2 separate regions of the Homo sapiens genome follow, and region 1 is linked to region 2. A link is a loop called in an ENCODE intact Hi-C map of the cell type or tissue named here. Cell type or tissue: dorsolateral prefrontal cortex. All regions are shown on one strand. Links, peaks and the distances in the headings refer to the core of each region. The heading gives the core; the rest is flanking DNA. Region 1 overlaps CALCRL-AS1 (CALCRL and TFPI antisense RNA 1). Region 2 overlaps ZC3H15 (zinc finger CCCH-type containing 15).

The links. Peaks named below come from ENCODE experiments on the same cell type or tissue, not always from the same donor. Only the 100,000 strongest peaks of a DNase experiment are listed, where the experiment ranks them.
Region 1: a loop joins it to region 2, with 6 times the contacts of the local background. A loop is called at or near these places in 11 of 110 quality-filtered maps.

The regions. Positions count from the first base shown.
Region 1 is chr2:187,449,680-187,459,455 of GRCh38, forward strand. All of the region lies in intron 2 of CALCRL-AS1 (CALCRL and TFPI antisense RNA 1), which reads left to right. Among named protein-coding and RNA genes, the nearest start is that of CALCRL, 6.3 kb to the left of the region's middle. In dorsolateral prefrontal cortex, for the core only: CTCF peaks have their summits at 3,593 (motif pointing left) and 3,793; no DNase peak of the experiment used is centred there.
Region 2 is chr2:186,497,376-186,507,151 of GRCh38, forward strand. It overlaps ZC3H15 (zinc finger CCCH-type containing 15), which reads left to right. Exons shown (of 10, transcript NM_018471.3): 3 at 2,807-2,918; 4 at 3,898-4,050; 5 at 5,121-5,212; 6 at 6,657-6,839; 7 at 8,076-8,222; 8 at 8,365-8,466; 9 at 9,338-9,461. Among named protein-coding and RNA genes, the nearest start is that of ZC3H15, 16 kb to the left of the region's middle. In dorsolateral prefrontal cortex, for the core only: CTCF peaks have their summits at 6,896 and 7,096; no DNase peak of the experiment used is centred there; H3K4me3 peaks cover 354 bases.

The DNA of each region.
Region 1 (9,776 bases), core at 2,422-4,921, 950 kb after region 2:
AAATACAGACATATAAAAAATAGATATACTTTCATCTCTATAATTATGGTTAATAGAAAAGACTTGTAAGAAACTGAGTTACACTGGTGAACCGGTTCTGATACTGTCTGGTGTGATCTTGACAAAGCTTTTTAGGCTTCATGTTCCCATCTTGAAATTCAGAGAAAAACAAATACTAGATTTAATATGAAAGTAATAATGGGTCATGTCTTCTCATCTTCCATGCTAAGTGTAATATATGAATCCTATAAAGAGATTAATATATAGTTTTTGAATTTAATTAAATCATGGAAAACTAAAACTTTTCCCAATATGTTTATAAAAGCATTGATATTTTCGTCTTTCCAAAGATTCATTTTTCTTTCTTTCCTTCCTTCCTTCCTTCCTTCTTTCTTTCTTGATGGAGTTTTTGCTCTTGTTGCACAGGCTGGAGTGCAATGACGCAATCTCAGCTCACTGCAACCTCCACCTCCCGGGTTCAAGCAATTCTCCTGCCTCAACCTCCCAAGTAGCTGGGATTACAGGCGCCCGCCACCACACCCAGCTAACATTTTGTATTTTTTTGTAGAGACAGGGTTTCACTATGTTGGCCAGACTGGTCTGAAACTCCTGACCTAAGGTGACCCGCCCACCTTGGTCTCCCAAAGTGCTGGGATTACAGACATGAGCCCCTGCGCCTGGTGAGATTCATTGATTTCATTTGCCCAATACTAGTAAGGTCTACTGAAGGAAAAAAATTCATGTTTTGAGCTCATGTCATAAGACCCTTAATCCAATGCTCTTTCTCTTCTACTCTCTATCAAGTGCTATACTTTATGGGGTGTCTAGTAGAAGTTGTATCATTTATATTTAAGTTGACGTACACATGGGCCCATGGCTGTAGTCCATGAAGACTCCTTGATAAATTTTATTAATATCATCTTTAATTCTTATTTAGACATAACAGGAAAATTGCATCCTAGTAATCCTCAAGAGCTGCCATTTTATAAACTTCAGAAAAAATAAATGGTACAAGGACTTCCAGGAAGGCATTCAGGGTATTCTAAGTTATGTAGGAGCAAGTGATAAGATAGATCATAAAAACTTCTCTAATACCTACTGAAACATGAAGGCAAATGTTTGGAAAACTGTAGCAGAGCTAAATGAAAACATTTCAATAATCAATGAAGCAATTTTGAGCCAACGTGGCATTATATGGATTTATATATTATAATCTTTCTTCAGAAGACATTAAAGCCACTTGCAATAATTTAATTAGTAGTGACCAAATTTGTATTTTGAGCTAGGTAATGTGCTAACTGTGTTTTAGTGAGATAAGTAAAAATAGAATGTTCCCTGCTATCTAGTCCTTTAATGAACAGATTGACTAGCACATGAGAAGTCAAGGGCCAAATTCTGTGAAATTAGCAACTGATGCTGCTAACATAGAATCTAGAGGTAATGATGCAGAGCACTGCAATAAGGTTTTCTGTAGAAGTGAGGAGTGGTGTATAAGTGTAGAAATATATACATGTAATGATGGACAGTCACACATTTTCATTTTAGCATCCTACATGCAGGATTTGTGCTTTTATTTGTGCTCACACATAAGGCTCACAAGCGACCTTTTCTTCCAATAGGGGATACTAGTTACTATGTCAAATGCAAGTTGACTCAAAATTAGGAGTAGGCTAACTCCAAGTTTCTGGGCTACTGTTTATATTGAATATGTTAGTTAAACCAGACCAAAATGTGGTTTGACAAATTTAATTTTCTACTGACCAAACTGACCACTTATTTTGAATTTGTATGGATACTGCCTTGGAGCATAATTCTTGCCACAAGAACAAACAAAATAAAGCAGAACACTTTTACAGGAAATATATTAAGGACAGACTTTCCCTAGTGAGAGTGCAAGAACAAGTCAAAAGAAAGACTTTTAAAATAATTATTCTGAAGTTTTAAAAGTTATTATTTTATGTTAATAATTCTTCTGTGTTCTTAATTGTCTGAAAGCAATTACTTATACTTGGTGATAATTTATGCAGTCAGCAATATTATATATAACTTGCCTTATGATAAATGCACCAATAATTTGAGGAGAAACACATAAACTTTACATCAGAAGCTTATATGTTTAAAAGCTTTACATTAAAAAACTACTTCTAGCAAGGAAATAAGTTGACCCAACCTTTTATTATTTTACCTAGCAATTGCTGTTAGCACTTTTCAAGTTGCTTTTCAAAACAAAAATAAATTGCATTTAGTAAAAGAATCTGGGTACAATGTCTGGGACATGAGAGTGAATATGCTATTATCTATTACTAAAACCAAAGGGCCGTTTTTCACTTTAATTGGGCACATAGCTATCATTTTAAAGAAGATTACAATATTATTTTAAAAATAGTTACTATGAATAAGAATTTGGAAGGTGCAGAAAACTATGTTTGAAATGAACAGTATATATATCAGGTCAGATATACAGAAATGTATACCAGGTTAATATACAGATAAATAAAACTATTTTATAGCCTATATGTAGAGTTTCTTTCAGTATTTAATAATGTATTTTCTCAAGAAAGCCAAGTAACATAAAAAATAATTGGCCAAACATTTGCCTATTTTAAAAATTCTTATATCCTGATGGATTTAGATCTTCCTGCGAACTTAGTATTTTCTTACAGATATTCATGAGTGTTGGAGGGGTGGCTATTGCTAGAATAAAGTGCTAGTACTGGCTAGTGAGCTATGTCATGGACTAATTCAAATGGATTTTTAAATCCAACAAAATTATAAATGCTTACTTTAAATGGGAGTACACAATGAACTTTCTGAGGGGAAATACCTTCAATAGAGTGATCATATGTCCTAGTTTTCTGGGGCAGTCCCAATTCATAATTTCAGGCTCAAAAATGCTCTGGTTTGAAGAAAAAAATATTATTCAGTATATGGTGAACTTAGCCATACTTATCAATAGAGCAATGACAAGTAGCACATAAATACTAAGAGTGTGTGAGTAATTTATTTGGGAAACCCAAATCTTCTTTCCAGAAGAGTTTAAAATAGTTCTTACTATTTCTAGGATGGTTTTAGTTAGCATCAAAAAAGATGCCCTTTTTAATTCTGGATATGCATTTAATGTGGATTTATTCTGAAATGCCTCTTATTTGCTAAATATCAATCTTGATTGTGAAAATAAAAGGTTTATTTATATTTGTATTTAGGCATTTCGACTTAAGTAGTATTTGATTAAATGACCAATCCCTATATTTTACATAAATAATTTAATCATTAAGTTCTAAAGATGCCAAATAGTATTCATGTCTTTCCAGTTATAACGAACTATTTTCTTCAGCTATCATCATATTTATATAACTTGTAAAAACATTAGCAACTTATATTTTTATTTTCTTTAAAAGCTTATTCATATTTAATGTTAGTCAATAACATACAGTGAGACTTTAAACATTAATGACTATGGAACTGTATGTAATGCATATATTGAAATGTATGATGGATTTGCCTAGGAACCCTTAACACCTTTGAGAAAGTGTCACATCTTTCTTTTTACAGTTTTGAGGAATCTATAGTGTCATCCTGCCATCTAGTGTTAGACATTCTCAAATTACAAAAAGTTGTTCTCTGACCAGAATAAAAATGAAATTCTATTGCTTTTTCTCTAATGAAAAAAATCTCAACAACTAGGGAATATTTCTAAGAAAACAGTCTATGTACTTGATAAATATAGTTACAAGGGGCAGGTACTTAATGTAGACTATACAAATTAAAGCCCATATAGTCAATGGAGAATATGTATTTCATCGAATTTTAAGTGCAAAGGAAAACAATGATGTAATAAATGTTAAATCACAATGTAATTTTAAAATTACAAATTAAGATGGCATACCTTCTTTTGTCTTTCTATGTATTTATCACTCCATCTGTATTCATGATTCAAAGCTAGAGATGGCTAGACCAAAGAAGACTAACTCCTACATATCTGATCAGGAATACAAATCAAATCATTGAAAACTAACAACAGAGTGATAAATGTCTCTCATGTCTGATAAACAAGGCTCTCACTATGTTAAAGCATGGAAAGCATCTGTTCCACCACTATCTGTTGGAAACAAAATCAATCATTAATTCACTATGATCCTGCTCTGGCTTAATGACTCCCACCCTGCTAACATTGCCATAGCCAGTAACTACTTGCATTTGCCACCTGAGGGCATGGGAACTGGCCCACCTAGTATGATGTAGCTCCTCCTAACACCAGTGTATACTATTTTGAAGCCTAAGGATTGTCTCACTACTGCTACTGCCATTGCCCATGCCACACATGATTCCCAGGGGACTAAAAGCCCACCCACCTGCCTTGCCCAATATTATCTCTGCCACTACCTGAGGAGAGTTGCTTGAAAGCCCCCAAATTAGCCTGTTTGCACCTGCTAACATTGATGTCCATGTGGGCTAACCAGAGACCCAAGGACAGGAACACTTGGCCCACCACTGCATCCACTGGGTCCTGAGGACTGGCCCAAGCAGAGTCCCTGTTCCCAGCAAAATCTCACCACAGCCTGCAACAACAACTGCAGCCTAAGCCACTGAGGAAATCACAAACACCACTGATGTTATTTGTAGCTGCAGATATTACACAGAGACTACATTCTCAAAATCAAAGCTAAAGTGTCCTACCCAACAAATACCATAGATATGTCTTCAGGAAAAAGTCTTCCCCTATGAAAGCCAGTTCAATGGACAAAAATAGAGAACCCAGAAATATATTTACATATCAAACTACCATCTAGTTTTCAACGAAGGCACCATTCAATAAATAGTACCAGTATCCAGAAAACTGGATTACCATATGCAGAAGAATAAAACTAGACCCCTATCTCGTATCATATATAAAAGTCAACTCAAAGTGGATTAGAGACCAAAATATAAGTCTCAAAACTGTAAAACTACTAGAAAAAAATAGGAGACACATTGATCTAGTTAAAGATTTTATGTATAAGAAGGCAGAGGCAATAAAACAAAAATAAACAAATGATACTATACTAAATTAAAAACTTCTGTATAGCAAAGGCAACAATCAACAGAATAAAGAAATAACCTGTTGAATGGGGGAAAATATTTGCTACCTTTTCATCTGACAAGGGACTAATAACAGCAAAAACTAATAACTCAATTAACAAGTAGGCAAAGAACATGAATAGACATTTTTCAATAGATGACATACAAATAGTCAACAGATATATTTTTAAAATGCTTATTATCACTGATCATCAGGGGAATGAAAATCAAAACCACAATGGGATGTCATCTTACTCCAGTTAGAATGGTTACTATTAAAAAGACAAAACACAATAGATGTCGGTGAGGATGTGGAGAAAAAAAAAAAGCTTATGTATTGTCAGTGGGAATGTAAATTAGCATAGCCATGATAAAAAACAGTATGGAGATTTATTTAAAAACTTAAAAACAGAACTACCATATGATCCAGCAATCCCACAGTATTCACAGGAAAGGAAATCAGTTTATCAAAGAGATATCTGCACCCTATGTTTATTGCAGCACTATTCATAATAGCCAAGATATTTAATCATCGTAAGTGTCCATCAGTGGATGACTAGATAAAGAAAATTTGGTTTACCTACACAATGGAATACTACTTGGCCATAAAAAGAATGAAATCTTGTCACTTGTAGCAACATGAATAGAACCGGAAATCATTATGTTAAGTAAAATAAGCCAGGCACAAAAAGTCAAATATTGCCTGTTCTCTCTCATATGTGAAAGGTTAAAAATTTGATCTCCTGGTGATAGAGACTAGAATAATAGTTACTAGAGTCTGGGAAGGGTGGGTGGGGGATAAAAAAAAAAGATTGGGTAGTGGTTACAAACATACACTTAAATACAAGGAATAGGTTCCAGTGTTCAAGGGCAAAGTAGAGTGACTAGAGTTAACAACAATGTATCATATATTTTTAAATGGCTAGAAGGGAGGACTTGAAATGTTCCCAATATAGGAAAATGGTAAGTACTCAGGTGGTAGATACTTTAAATACCCTGACTTGATTGTTACACATTCTGTGCACCTAACAAAAGACCATATGTACCCCATAAAATGTGTGACTATTATATAACAATTTTTTAAATATGTGGAAGAGGCATCAAAACAGAGTCTGCTACAAAGGCTGTTGCAGGTAGGCAACACTTGCTCAAGTGCTATACTTGGATTGCTCCTAGAGCTTGGAGACCAGTGAGCAAGAAGAGAGACACATATGTGTACATGAGGACACAGAATGTAGGGCCATGTTGACTGGGGTAAGGAATTTGTATTTTACTCCATGTGCAAGGGGTCATATAATCCAAAGTATGTTTTAGGAACATGCTGGTGGGTCTGGATGAGGTTTGGGTCAGGAGAAAAGTACAAAAACTTTCTCTAGAAATTTTTTATGACTTTCTACAAAGTATTAGTTGAAGTTAATATCCTTAGTTTTAATCACAGTCCCTTATATGTGATACTCTTAAAATTCATTTCTCATGGCATTTTTAGATTCAGAAAATAAAAATGCTACAATTAAAAGGCTCTCTTTTTTGGATTAATTGTAAGGAAGGATAAAACTAAATTTGATTTTGGATTATGTCAACTATTCTACAGTCATATGTCACTTAATAATCGGGACATATTTTGAGAAATGGGTTGTTAGGTGAGTTCATCATTGTGTGAACCTCATAGTGTGTACTTACACAAACCTAGATGGCATAGCCTACTACACCCGTAGGGTATGTGGTGTAGCCTATTGCTTCTAGGCTACAAACCTGTACAGCATGTCGCTGTACTGAATACTGTATAGGGCACTTATCACAAATGGAGCTTGCAGGACTAGAAGCTGCTCTGAGTGACTGAGTGGAGAGTGAATGTGAAGGCCTAGGACATTGCTTCATACTACTGTAGACTTTATGAATAGTGTTCTCTTAGGCTACAATAAATTTGTAAAAAAATATATATTTTTTGAAACAATAAGCTAACCTTAGCTTATTGTGTGTCTTTTACTCAATAAACTTTTTAATTTATAAAAAGTCAAATTTGATTTTAAAAGTTTTAATTTAAATTTTTGAGCTCTTTTATAATAACACTTAGCTTAACACAACTTAGCAAAACACAAACTTAGCAAAACACAAACACGTTGTACAGCTATACAAAATATTTTTTCTCCATAAGGTTTTTTCTGTTTTTAAAATTTATTTGTTTTTACTTTTTAAAGTTTTTGTTAAGAATGGAAACACAAACACATGCATTAGCCTAGGCCTACGCATGGTCAGGATCATCAATATCACTGTCTTCTACCCTCACATCCTGTCCTACTGGAAGGTCTTCAGGGGCAATAATACGCATGGAGCTGTCATCTCTGATGATAAACAATGCCTTCTTCTGGATTGTCGTCCTTCTGAACAGCCTGAGGATGTTTTACAGTTAACTTATTTTTTAATAAGTAGAAGGAAGACACTCTAAAATAATAATGTGGGATTTAGTGACTTACCCCTATAATCCTAGCACTTCGCAAGACTGAGGCAGGAGGATTGCTTGAGGCCTGGAGTTCAAGACAGTAGTGGGACTGTGTCTCTTAAAAAAAAAAAAATTTTTTTAGTTGATGGTGCACATCTGTAGTCCCAGCTACTCGGAAGGCTGAAGTGGGAGGATTGCTTGAGCCCAGGAGTTCAAGACTGTAGGGAGTCGTGATTGTACCACTGCACTACAGCCTGGGAAACAGAGCAAGACTCTGTCTCAAAAAGACTCCAAATTGAATAAGTAAAAATTAAATACAATAACAGTAAAATGTATAGTATAATAAATATATAAACCCATAACTTAATTTTATTATCATTATCAAGTATTGTGTACTGCACAAAATTGTGTGCACTATTCCTTTATATGACTGGCAGCACAGTAGGTTTCATCAGCTTCACCACAAACACAGGAGTAATCTGTTGTGCTATGACATTACAACAGCTAGGAAATCATTAGGGAATAGGAATTTTTTAGCTCCATTATAAACTTAGGGGATCACTGTCATATGTGTGGTTCATCATTGACTGAAATGCAACTCATGACAATATTTTCAAGTATTTAATATCTAGTAACACTGATGGGTCTCTGCTTTATTTTAGAGAAAGTGGGGACAGAAAAGTAGCATTGTTGAAAACCAGGATTGTTTCCAAAAATATGCTTTTTAGATATTTTCTTTATTTAATTCTGTGGAGATTTTATTCCCACTTTTTAGGTGAGGGAACGGAATCTTAGTAGTTTACTCCACTGGAAATTGGTAGAACTGAAACTTGACACTCTAGGTGTTTCATTATTGAACATGTCTTCCTTCTTTACAACATGTTACCACCAATATTTCATTATTTGAAAAATATCTAATTTGGTAAACTATTTCACATATTTTTGGAAGATAATTATATAAATTCTATGCCAAATTATATGGGTTATTGGGTCTTCAGTTAGATAATTCCACACTGAGAAAAAGAAAATTGTGAACATTAGCAAAATAGAAAAACATAACAGTTTTCAGCAAGTTCACATTAAAACATTAACAACTAACTTGGTCATTTTTCTATTTTGAATTCTGATGTCTATTCAGATCATAAATTTCCATTATTATTCATGTATGAATAATGATATAGGTTCTGAATATTTGGGAGGATGACACAAGCAATAATGATGATCATTTTTTAAGCTTTTAAAACTTCTCAGGAAAATAAGACATATGCAAATATTTTAAGATGAGTTTTATATAAATTTGTAAATAAAAAGAACAATTTACTGATTTTTGCCCTTTTAAAACCCATGTTAGAAAAATTTTCATACTAAAAATCTATTAGCACTTCCTAGACAATTATGTCAAAAAAATTTTTTTTAATTAAAAGTTATCTAATGCATATTTTTTACCTGTCCCTTAATTGATCCTGTTAACAGTACAACTACATCATATTTGTGTTCATTTCTCATTTTATAGAATTACCTTAGCAGACAAAATTTACCTCAAATTTTCTACTTTGACTTGTGATTGCCTAGCTTATTTGAATAACTATTATTACATCTCAGAGACTGTATTCTAAAACATTGAAATATTAAACAGTCAGTAAATTGTATATACCAAATGCTACCATTTTATTGAATCTTTACTATGTAGTACTGTACTAAGCCCTCTTCTATGTATGCTCTCATTTGCCCTCACAATTATTTTACAGACAAAGCAAGAGGATTGATATGAAGGCCTATTGAATTCAAATCTAAGTTGATTTGAATCCAAACCCTGTATTCTTTATCATCATATTTGATTTGGTATTTGATTTTTCTCCCATTATAGTCATAAAATAGTCTTCATGTGCATCTGCCAGTTTATTAACAACCAGTGGAGATGAGAGAAACTGTGGAATGCAGTGGTTTTAAATATTTTCTCCCTAATTAAATGACTCTGTATGTGTGTGTGTGTGTGTGTGTGTGTGTGTGTGTGTGTGTAGCTTGTGAAGAAAGAAAATAGTTAATAAAGAATATGTAAAGAGATAAATAAAGTTTCCTAACATATACAGTCATTAGCTTTAGAATTTTAAATACTTTCTCATTGAACAGTGGCAGAAACTTTCAATAAAAAATGGTAATTGTTTATTTCGTCGTCTCTGGAGTAACAATTTCTTGGCAAGATGGATCATTTAGGTAGCTCACAGCTGTTCACATCTTGAAACTCTGGAAATTTCCCTAGAGTGACTTACAAATTTTG
Region 2 (9,776 bases), core at 5,586-8,085:
CTAACTTAATAGCCCGGTTTAATAAAAATTAATGTTTAGAGCTCACGCCTGTAATCCCAGCACTTTGGGAGGCCGGGGCGGGCAGATCAGCTGAGACCTTGCAGTGAGATAGACTTGGGTGTGAATCTTCCTATCTTTTTTGTTACATGATCCTTAAATAGCAACCCTGGTCTTTATCTGTACTGTGGAAGTGCAGTTATTCTTTGTTGGATTCTTCTGGTGGTTAAATAAGAAAATAATGTAAATTTTCTGGTGAATATAGATATCAATATGTAAGAAGAACTCACTTTCTTCACTTAGCCCCTTTTTCAATCCTGCTTTCTCTTCCCCAACTTTTTCTTCTAGTGGAAAGTGTTTTGAGTGGTGATATCAGAATTCATAAACCTGGGAAAGTTATGAAATGTGTGTGCTGGTAGTTAGCTTTGATAGTATATTTAATACTATATTTTTGATACTTGCGTGGATAACTGGACTTATCTGTGAACATGGGGTACCTACCCATCATATATAACATCGGAAATGAGCAGTAGTGCTGCTCTTAGAGCTGGACAGGGGGTATCCTGGTCTAGGCCCTGCGATACATGTGTCTTCTCCAGACTGCTGTCTCCCCTCAGGTAAGGAGTCACTGAAGCCAAGGGGATGTACCCACCCAGATTTTGCAACATCTCTTCCTACAACATTCTGACCCTGGTTTATCTGCCTACAAAGGCCTCTCCACCATGCCCATCTCTGTCCATTGTGCTACCAATATGTCTGAGGTAGCCAAGAGAACAGTGTACGCTAAGGGTTTGAACAGAGCCTGCATCCATACCCTTTCCTTCCTTCTTGCACCTTTACCTCCCCCTACACCCAAAATGGAATGAAACGGGGTGGGAAGAGGAGAAAAAAGAGCCCAGGGCTAACTCTTGTGTTGCTGCCATGCTTCAGTGTGGAACTCCATGGAGTCTGAGCATTTTAAATTTGAACCTGTCCTTCCAGGTCATAAGGTATATTTGTCGAGTAGGGTTACAGACCATATTTTATTCATCATGAACTTGATTTCTAATTTTAAATATTTAGATAAATGGCTTGTAGACCTCCATTGTATTCTTGCTCAAACATTGCCCCACAAATGTTTGAGATGGGCCTGATGAGCAAAGGATACTTCTATTAAAAATTAAGCGACTTAAATTTTTTCTTTCAAAACATTTTTTGTGTTTAAACACATCCACCATATAGAGTCATATTCAGGATTTGGGATGTCTTTGACCTAATTATAGCATTTGGCCATTCCTTTCCTAAAATTTCCTCTTTCTTGAACACATTTTGTCCTGGTTTTCTACCTGCTTCTTTGATGTTTCTAGGTCTTTTTATTGGACTTTTTAGGTTCTTTTGTCCCATTTTATGTTGATTTTCTTCAAGGAAGTGTCCTTTACTCTTGCCACTTTTTTATGCTCTCCTTAAGTACCATATACCCAAAGTTTTAATTGTTACCTGTAAGCTGCTATTTCTAAAGTCTTTATCTCAAAGCAGACCCTCTCTGATTTCAGTGGAATCAATATGCATGTCTATCTGCCTTCAAAAGAGCTCTACCCAGATGCTTTGTAAGCATCTTGCACTCTGTATGTCTAAAACTAAGCTCATCTTCACCTCTTACCCTGAAACCTGTTCCTCCTGTATTCCCTGTCTTGTTTAACGGCACTAACCATATACATGATAATCCTAGATTCCTCCCCCTTTATACTTCATGTTCAGTCAGTCCTATCAGCTCTGTCTCCTTTTCTCCATCCTTACCAGTAATGCTCATTTTAAGCTCTTGTGTTTTATTGTGTACAGCAGTTGCAGCAGCCTCTTGCCTTTATTCTTGGATTCCCAATCCATCCTCTACAAAACTTGCCCTCTTGATATTTTATAAAATGTGACCTGACCTTGTTATTGGGTTACTTTAAACAGTTGAGAGAACTCTGTTCAAGCTACTGATGCAATCTAAGCATCTTACTGATGTTTCTCATACTTTATTCCTCTAGTCCCTGTAACTTTGCATTGGCTGGCTCTTTCTGTATTTCTTTTCTTGCCCATCAAGAAAAACTCATCCATAAGGTTATTGGCTCAATTTAGTTTTCTCAGGTATATGGGCATTCTTTGTTCCCAGAGCACTATGTACTATGTTACAGTTGTTGACATGTCTGTCATCCTGCTAGATTCTGAGCTTCTTTAAATAAGCATCTTTGTCTTTTCATTGTATTCTCTGTCATCTAACATAGGACCTGACGTATAAATGTTTGGATGAATCCTCTAATCATATTAGGTATGTAAATCGTGTGCCTGGAACTATGTTATATGTCATGTTTTGTTTTGAATTGTTTTGTTTAATATCCTACATTGACCTAACCCAGTGTTTTTCCATGAGGGCACTATATAGGTTTTTGGGGTGGTATAATTCATTATCATGTGGGACTGTACATTTCAGGATGTTTGCTTGTCTCATCTTCAAAATGAACCTGTACGTTTCTGGGGAGTGGGTTGTTTTCACAGAAGAATATTGCAGGTGAAAACTATTTGCTAAAAATGCTGAGCATGTAGTAAGTGCTTAATAAATGCTTGTTGCTGTAAGCTTTTGCTTTTAACTAGGCATGGTACCATCATTACAATTTTGTTTAATAGTTTAACCACAACATTGAATAGACTCTGTAAGGCCATTATAACACTGATGTTAAAAGGTAAGGACTGTAAATATGCAAGTGTCTTGTTATGGTAATGCTAACTTTGTAGTAAAAACAATTTTGTAAACAATCAAATTTACATTTTAAACCTGGGAATATTATAGGTAGCACAGAGTGAAGCTGAAAAGAAATTGAAGAAGGATGACAAGAAGAAAGAATTGCAGGAGCTAAATGAGCTGTTCAAACCTGTAGTTGCTGCTCAAAAAATAAGTAAAGGTAAACTTAAAATTTCAGAAGTGTGATTTTTTATCAAATGTAGTTTATGCTAAAAACTATTTATTTTGATGTTTATTTTCTTTAGATAATGAGACAGTTATGTCTGAATGAAAATGTTACTCCATCAAAATTACCTATGTCAGTGGGTTGCTTATGATTCCTCTGTATATGTTCACATCTGTGTCATTGTACAGCTGAACTGCAGCCATGCACCCCACACTTAAGGCAAAATTAGTAATTTAATAGACTGCTAATTGATTTATAACATTCAGTCTTTGGTAGTAGGTAAGCAAAGCCATAGTTGAATAAACTGTACGTCCCAAGTTTTTGGCACTGTTCTGTCATGTATGTTCATTTCTTTTTTGCCTTTTTTTGTTTTTGTTTTTGTTTTTGTTTTTTTGAGATGGATTGTTGCTCTGTCACCAGGCTGGAGTGCAGTGGCACCATCTCAGCTCACTGCAACCTCCGACTGTCTGGTTCAAGCCATTGTCCTGCCTCAGCCTCCCAGGTAGCTGGGATTACAGGCACGCACTACCACGCCCAGCTAGTTTTTGTATTTTTAATAGAGACGGGATTTCATCATGTTGGCCAGGATGGGCTCGATCTCCTGACCTCGTTATCTGTCTGCCTCGGCCTCCCAGAGTGCTGGAATTACAGGTGTGAGCCACCATGCCTGGCCTCCTTTTTGCCTCTTGCCCTATTGACATCAACTAGACAAAGCCTGTGAAATAGCCTATGTTCTTGTTTGGTTTCCCACTCTCTGCCACCTTTCATAGTCAGAATAAAAGAAACAAAAGTAGACATAAATGCTACAAAAAGAACTTTAAAGAAATGTCTTGCTAATCACCCATAAGTGCCGTTTTCCTCTCACATCAGTGAATGGAAAATAAGTTAACCAAAATTCATCATATTTCAGGTAGAATCTATACTTTACAGCCTGGCAGATTATAATACAAATACCATATGCCATTTGACATAGGTGCAGATCCCAAGTCTGTAGTATGTGCATTCTTCAAGCAAGGACAGTGTACTAAAGGAGATAAGTGTAAGTTCTCCCATGACTTGACTCTGGAGAGAAAATGTGAAAAGCGAAGTGTTTACATTGATGCAAGAGATGAAGAACTTGAAAAAGGTAATTTTTTTAAAAACACTCTCTTAAAAATAAATGTTGAATACTTTCGGTTTGCTACTAAGATATTTATTAAATTGAAGAACATTTCAATCTTAATAGACTGTTTATAAAAAATAATTAATTGGGTTTATTATTTTTTATAAAATCTGAAAATTACCATAATATGCCCTTTAAGTAAATGAAGATACTTTAAAAAACAGTGATTTATTTTGGAATTGTCTGTCACCCTTTCCTTCAGTACTACCTGCTCATTTATCCAAAGTACTTAGGAAGCTTTGGTGAATAATTTTCTTTTTTTTTTTTGAGACGGAGTCTTGGCTCTGTCGCCCAGACTGGAGTGCAGTGGCACGATCTCAGCTCACTGCAGTCTCCATCTCCCAGGTTCAAGCAATTCTCCTGCCTCAGCCTCCCAAGTAGCTGGGTCTACAGGGTCGTGCCGCCACGCCCAGCTCATTTTTGTATTTTTAGTAGAGATGGGGTTTCACCATGTTGGCCAGGATGGTCTTGATCTCCTGACTTCGTGATCTGCCCACGCTGGCCTCTCAAAGTGCTGGGATTACAGGCATGAGCCACTGCTCCGGCCTTGGTGAATAATCTTAAAACTATTTATTTCTGCCTTTGGTGTTTTAAGAAAACCGTGAGGCCAGGAGCAGTGGCTCATGCCTATAATCCCAGCACTTTGGGAGGCCAAGGCAGGAAGAATCACTTGAGCCCAAGAGTTCAAGACCAGCATAGGCAACATAATGAGACCCCATCTCTACAAAAAAATAGAAAAATTAGCCAGGCATTGTGTTGCATACCTGTAGACCCAGCTGCTTGGGAGGCTAAGGCAGGAGGAATTGATCGAGCTCAGTCAATCAAGGCTGATTGAGGGAGGTTAGGGCTTCAGTAGGCCGTGATCATGCTATCACACTCCATCCTGAGCAACAGTGAGACCCCGTCTCAACAAAAAGAAAAAGAAAAATGTGTTAAGCCATGAGTCTTATAACACAGCATTAGTGTCTAAGGAGATATGTGTTGTGGGAGTAGTAGATAAGATTACAGTATTTAATCTTCATTTCTTTATTTAGATACTATGGATAATTGGGATGAGAAAAAGCTGGAAGAAGTAGTGAACAAGAAGCACGGTGAGGCGGAAAAGAAAAAACCAAAAACTCAAATAGTATGTCCTTTTCTTGAATTGAGTTGCTGTGATATTTATCATTAGGGAGAATTATGTGGCAAGGTATTTGCTGCTATTTTCTATTAGATTATTCTGTAAGTTACTGGAAAATTTGATTTCATCAAGATAAGGTACACGAAGCTTTATTTTTGGAATTTACAAGTTAGATTTTATAGATTCTTGTTCAGAAATAGCTGAACAAGAATAAAACTATGTTACTGAAGTCCTTTAAATGCCATTTTCTGAGGTGAACGTTCTCAAATATGGATAAACAAAATTACATATCCAGACAAAAATCCCTATTTTTTTGCACAGAGTGGAAGGAGGCCTGTTAAACTAACCCACTTAATAATGTATTTAGTTTTAATAGGGATAGATTTTTAAATTTTAAGGTTTAAAATATTTCTACATATGAATTCCAAAATGAATTTTTGGTAGGTAGTGGCTCTAATTCCAGGAAATGTACCTTTAAAAATTGGTTCTTGATGTCTCAAACTTTGCATTTATGTCTATATTTATAGTGAAGTTACAGTAAAAAGTCTTGCTGTGCTAGAATAATTCTAAATACTACATTCATACACATCTGTTATGTTTGTTTTTGGGGGCGGATACTGTTTGTTAATTTTCTCTTACTTGCAAAGCTTAATACTTGAGGCTTAAATACAATTGTATCTTCTATCCATGTTGTGAAGGGTCACTCTCTTTGTGTTCCTTTTGTACCTTGCTCCTGTATACTGCTTGTGATTCATTTTTATTTAGGAAAGATCAAACCAAAGAAAATCATTTATTCTATTTATTTTATTTTTGAGGCGGAGTTTTGCTCTTGTTGCCCAAGCTGGAGTGCAGTGGCGCAATCTTAGCTCACTGCAACCTCTGCTTTCCGGGTTCAAGAGATTCTCCTGCGTCAGCCTCCCAAGTAGCTGGGGTTACAGGCATGTGCCACCACGGCCAGCTAATTTTTTGTATTTTTAGTAGAAGTGGAGGTTCACCATGTTAGCCAGGCTGGTCTTGAACTCCTGACCTCAGCAGGTGATCCGCCCGCCTCGGCCTCCCAAAGTGCTGGGATTATAGGTGTAAGCCACAACGCCTGGCCTGATTTTATTTTTTATAGCTAATTGTATATTCTGATTCGGGGGCGTACATTTACAAAGGGTAACTGAAACAAGTAAGTCATTTTCGTATGATTTAGAATTTAGAACAAATGAAAACTGTATAGATTCCCCTTTAAGGGAATTTGCCATTGTTCTACATATTTTAAGATAAACTTCTGTTGCATTTCTGCACAGAATAGAGGCTAGACAGAGCACCCTTATGTGCAGAAATGAATAGAATGTACTTGTGTAATATAACGTACTTGTGTGTATACTTGTTCCATATACTCAGGCATTTACCTTGGAAATGGCCTACACTGAGCCACCGCTTGTGAATAATATTGTCTCTATAGGTGTGCAAGCATTTCCTGGAAGCTATTGAAAACAACAAGTATGGCTGGTTTTGGGTATGCCCTGGAGGGGGTGATATTTGCATGTATCGTCATGCACTTCCTCCTGGATTTGTGTTGAAAAAAGATAAAAAGAAAGAAGAGAAAGAAGATGAAATTTCATTAGAAGATCTAATTGAGAGAGAGGTAACTGGTATCCTTTTCCTACCATAAAAACTGAAAGCAGTATTTATTGTGAAATTCTAATACTTACCACTTGGGGCAATAGCCTTTTATGAAAGGAAAAAAAAAATATTGTGATCTATTCCCAAAGTTGCCCTACTTTAATTATTCTTGTATGTGTAAAATGTTAACCTAGCCATAAACATTAGCCAATCATGACATTAATTTTAGGATTGTGAAACAGTCTTTTAAGTACTAGCTAATGGCTTATCAAATTATTTCTGTAAGATTGAGTTACTAAAAATGCTTAGTTCTCAGATTGGTTGAATTTTTATAGTTTTAGATTTTTCGCCCTGATATCTTTTTTCACTAGTATATTAGTTATTAGCATATGTACGGAAGAAGACAACACTCTAGTTTTTAAATTATATGTTTTATCAGCTCTGGACTCAAAACACTCACTCTGCTTATAGAAGGGAATGAGTCTGAAGAGGATATTCAGCTACTTGTCTTTGGCTCCGTACAAAACACAGTTTTATTCTATGAAAATTTTGAGATTATTAGAAACATTAGATTTAGGGTTGCATATTAAAAACTATATCCATTTTGCCTTATTATTTAGTGTCTCACTCAGGATATAACACACTATAATAGAAAATGTAGACTTCAGAATCAGGTATATTTGAGATGGTTTGTATACTGGTTCTGACACTTGTTAGCTATTCATCTTTGGTAAATTCCCCATTACCCTTTGTTCACCTATTTGTGGGGATCAGTGCATAGTGTGTGTAAAGCATTTAATACCTGGCAAGTGTTCAGCAAATTTTTTGTTCTATATATTTATTATTTGATTATTGGCCCTGAGGAGTAGGTGTTTGTTTGTTTGTTTGTTTGTTTAGTTTTATTTCTCATCTTCTCAGGAACACAAATGAAACTTGGATATTGTTATGGTGCTTTTTATAATATATTTATTATTTTCAGCAATTGATTCATGTTAAAACAATTTCTTATGACAAGTTACTCATCTTCAATGGTGAGAAGAAATCTAGCTCAGAATAATATATTTTTAGTGTTTGTATCTCTGGATACTCATTTTGCTCATTGCCACGTAAAGTAAAAAAATACATAAATTAGCTTATTCCAATGTAATATCTTCAGGATAGTCATGGGCAAGGAATTAATCACATTAAGAGATAACTGCAACTAAGCACTATTTGAGGTGACTTCTGTGGAAAAAAAATTAATTCTTTACCATTGCAGCGTTCTGCCCTAGGTCCAAATGTTACCAAAATCACTCTAGAATCTTTTCTTGCCTGGAAGAAAAGGAAAAGACAAGAAAAGATTGATAAACTTGAACAAGATATGGAAAGAAGGAAAGCTGACTTCAAAGCAGGGAAAGCACTAGTGGTATGTCTCAGGCTCACCCAAACTGATTCTTTATTCTTCCATTTTCAATTTCTGTGTCATGCAAGATTTTGTTTCTATTTCATCAGTGACAAGGAATGTTTAGATTTTTGTCCTGAGTTGATATATTTGTGTGTCTCAATAGATCAGTGGTCGTGAAGTGTTTGAATTTCGTCCTGAACTGGTCAATGATGATGATGAGGAAGCAGATGATACCCGCTACACCCAGGGAACAGGTGGTGATGAGGTAAGAGGAAGCTTTGTGCCTCATCTCCTTATGTTAATTGAAAGAAACAATAGAAAATACCACAACATGGTTAAGAGCCACCAACATCAGAGCCACAGTGCCTGGGTTCAAATCCTTACTCCAACCATGGGAAATTAATCTAGGCCTCCACCCTCATCTAATATGGACATAATGATTATCTCTACATCATAGTTTGTGAGAATTAATCGAGTTCATGAATTAGTAGTTCTTTATACAGCTTAGGACAGTGCCTAGTATGTGGTTGAGTGCTATATGTATTACCTGTAAAAAGTATGTTTTGTCCTCCCTCTAAAAGAGAGAGTTATTTTTTGGTTAATATTTTATGCTTAAAAGTTATGGGACAAGTGCACTAATTTAAAACTGCAGTGTAGGGAGCATGAGACAATAGCACAGTCATTTGGTTGTTGACAGATTTAGTAATAACAGATAACTTACTGTTGATTTTTTGTGTACTTACAAAATTCTGGCCTCTGGGTTGAAAGAAAAAAATTGTACTCTATATATAAAAATGTGATGGCAGAGGAAGAAGTTTCATATACCACCTTGCTATTCTTTTTAAACGAAGTTTAGAAAAAATAATTTTGAAAATAGATCTTTTGTTTTTGTTTTTTATAGAGACAAGGTCTGGCTTTGTTGCTCAGGCTGGTCTCAAACTCCTAAGCCCAGGTGATCCTCCACCTCGACCTCCCAAAGTGTTGGGATTACAGGTGTGAGCCTCCACACCTGGCCAGTAATTGGTCTTTTGTTTTCACTTGGATCAGTGATAATTTTGGCTCATTAAGATAAATGTCAGGAGTAAAAGAAAACTGTTCTTATTTGTAACAACTTTCTTTTCTATATGTTGTTAAAGGTTGATGATTCAGTGAGTGTAAATGACATAGATTTAAGCCTGTACATCCCAAGAGATGTAGATGAAACAGGTATTACTGTAGCCAGTCTTGAAAGATTCAGCACATATACTTCAGATAAAGATGGTAAGTATGCTAACTTTTGCCTAATTTTAAGAACTAGGAAGTTATCTAAAGGGGGTTATACCAGGCTTGGCAAACTTAGATGTGTGCAGGTACCAGATTGGTAACATAAATGTGTGGTTTGACCATAAATAAAAGCAGTAATAAATAGTGAAAGGCTGTAGACATGAGCAGCTGGGTGTATATTAAAATCATTAATGGAAACTAGAAGGAGACAAAAATGAGCTTGGAGTTAAAGTCAATGAGTTCACTTCGGGACCTCATGAGTTTGAGATTTTTTGATTATCAAAAGTGCACTGTCTAGGATATTGTGTAGAC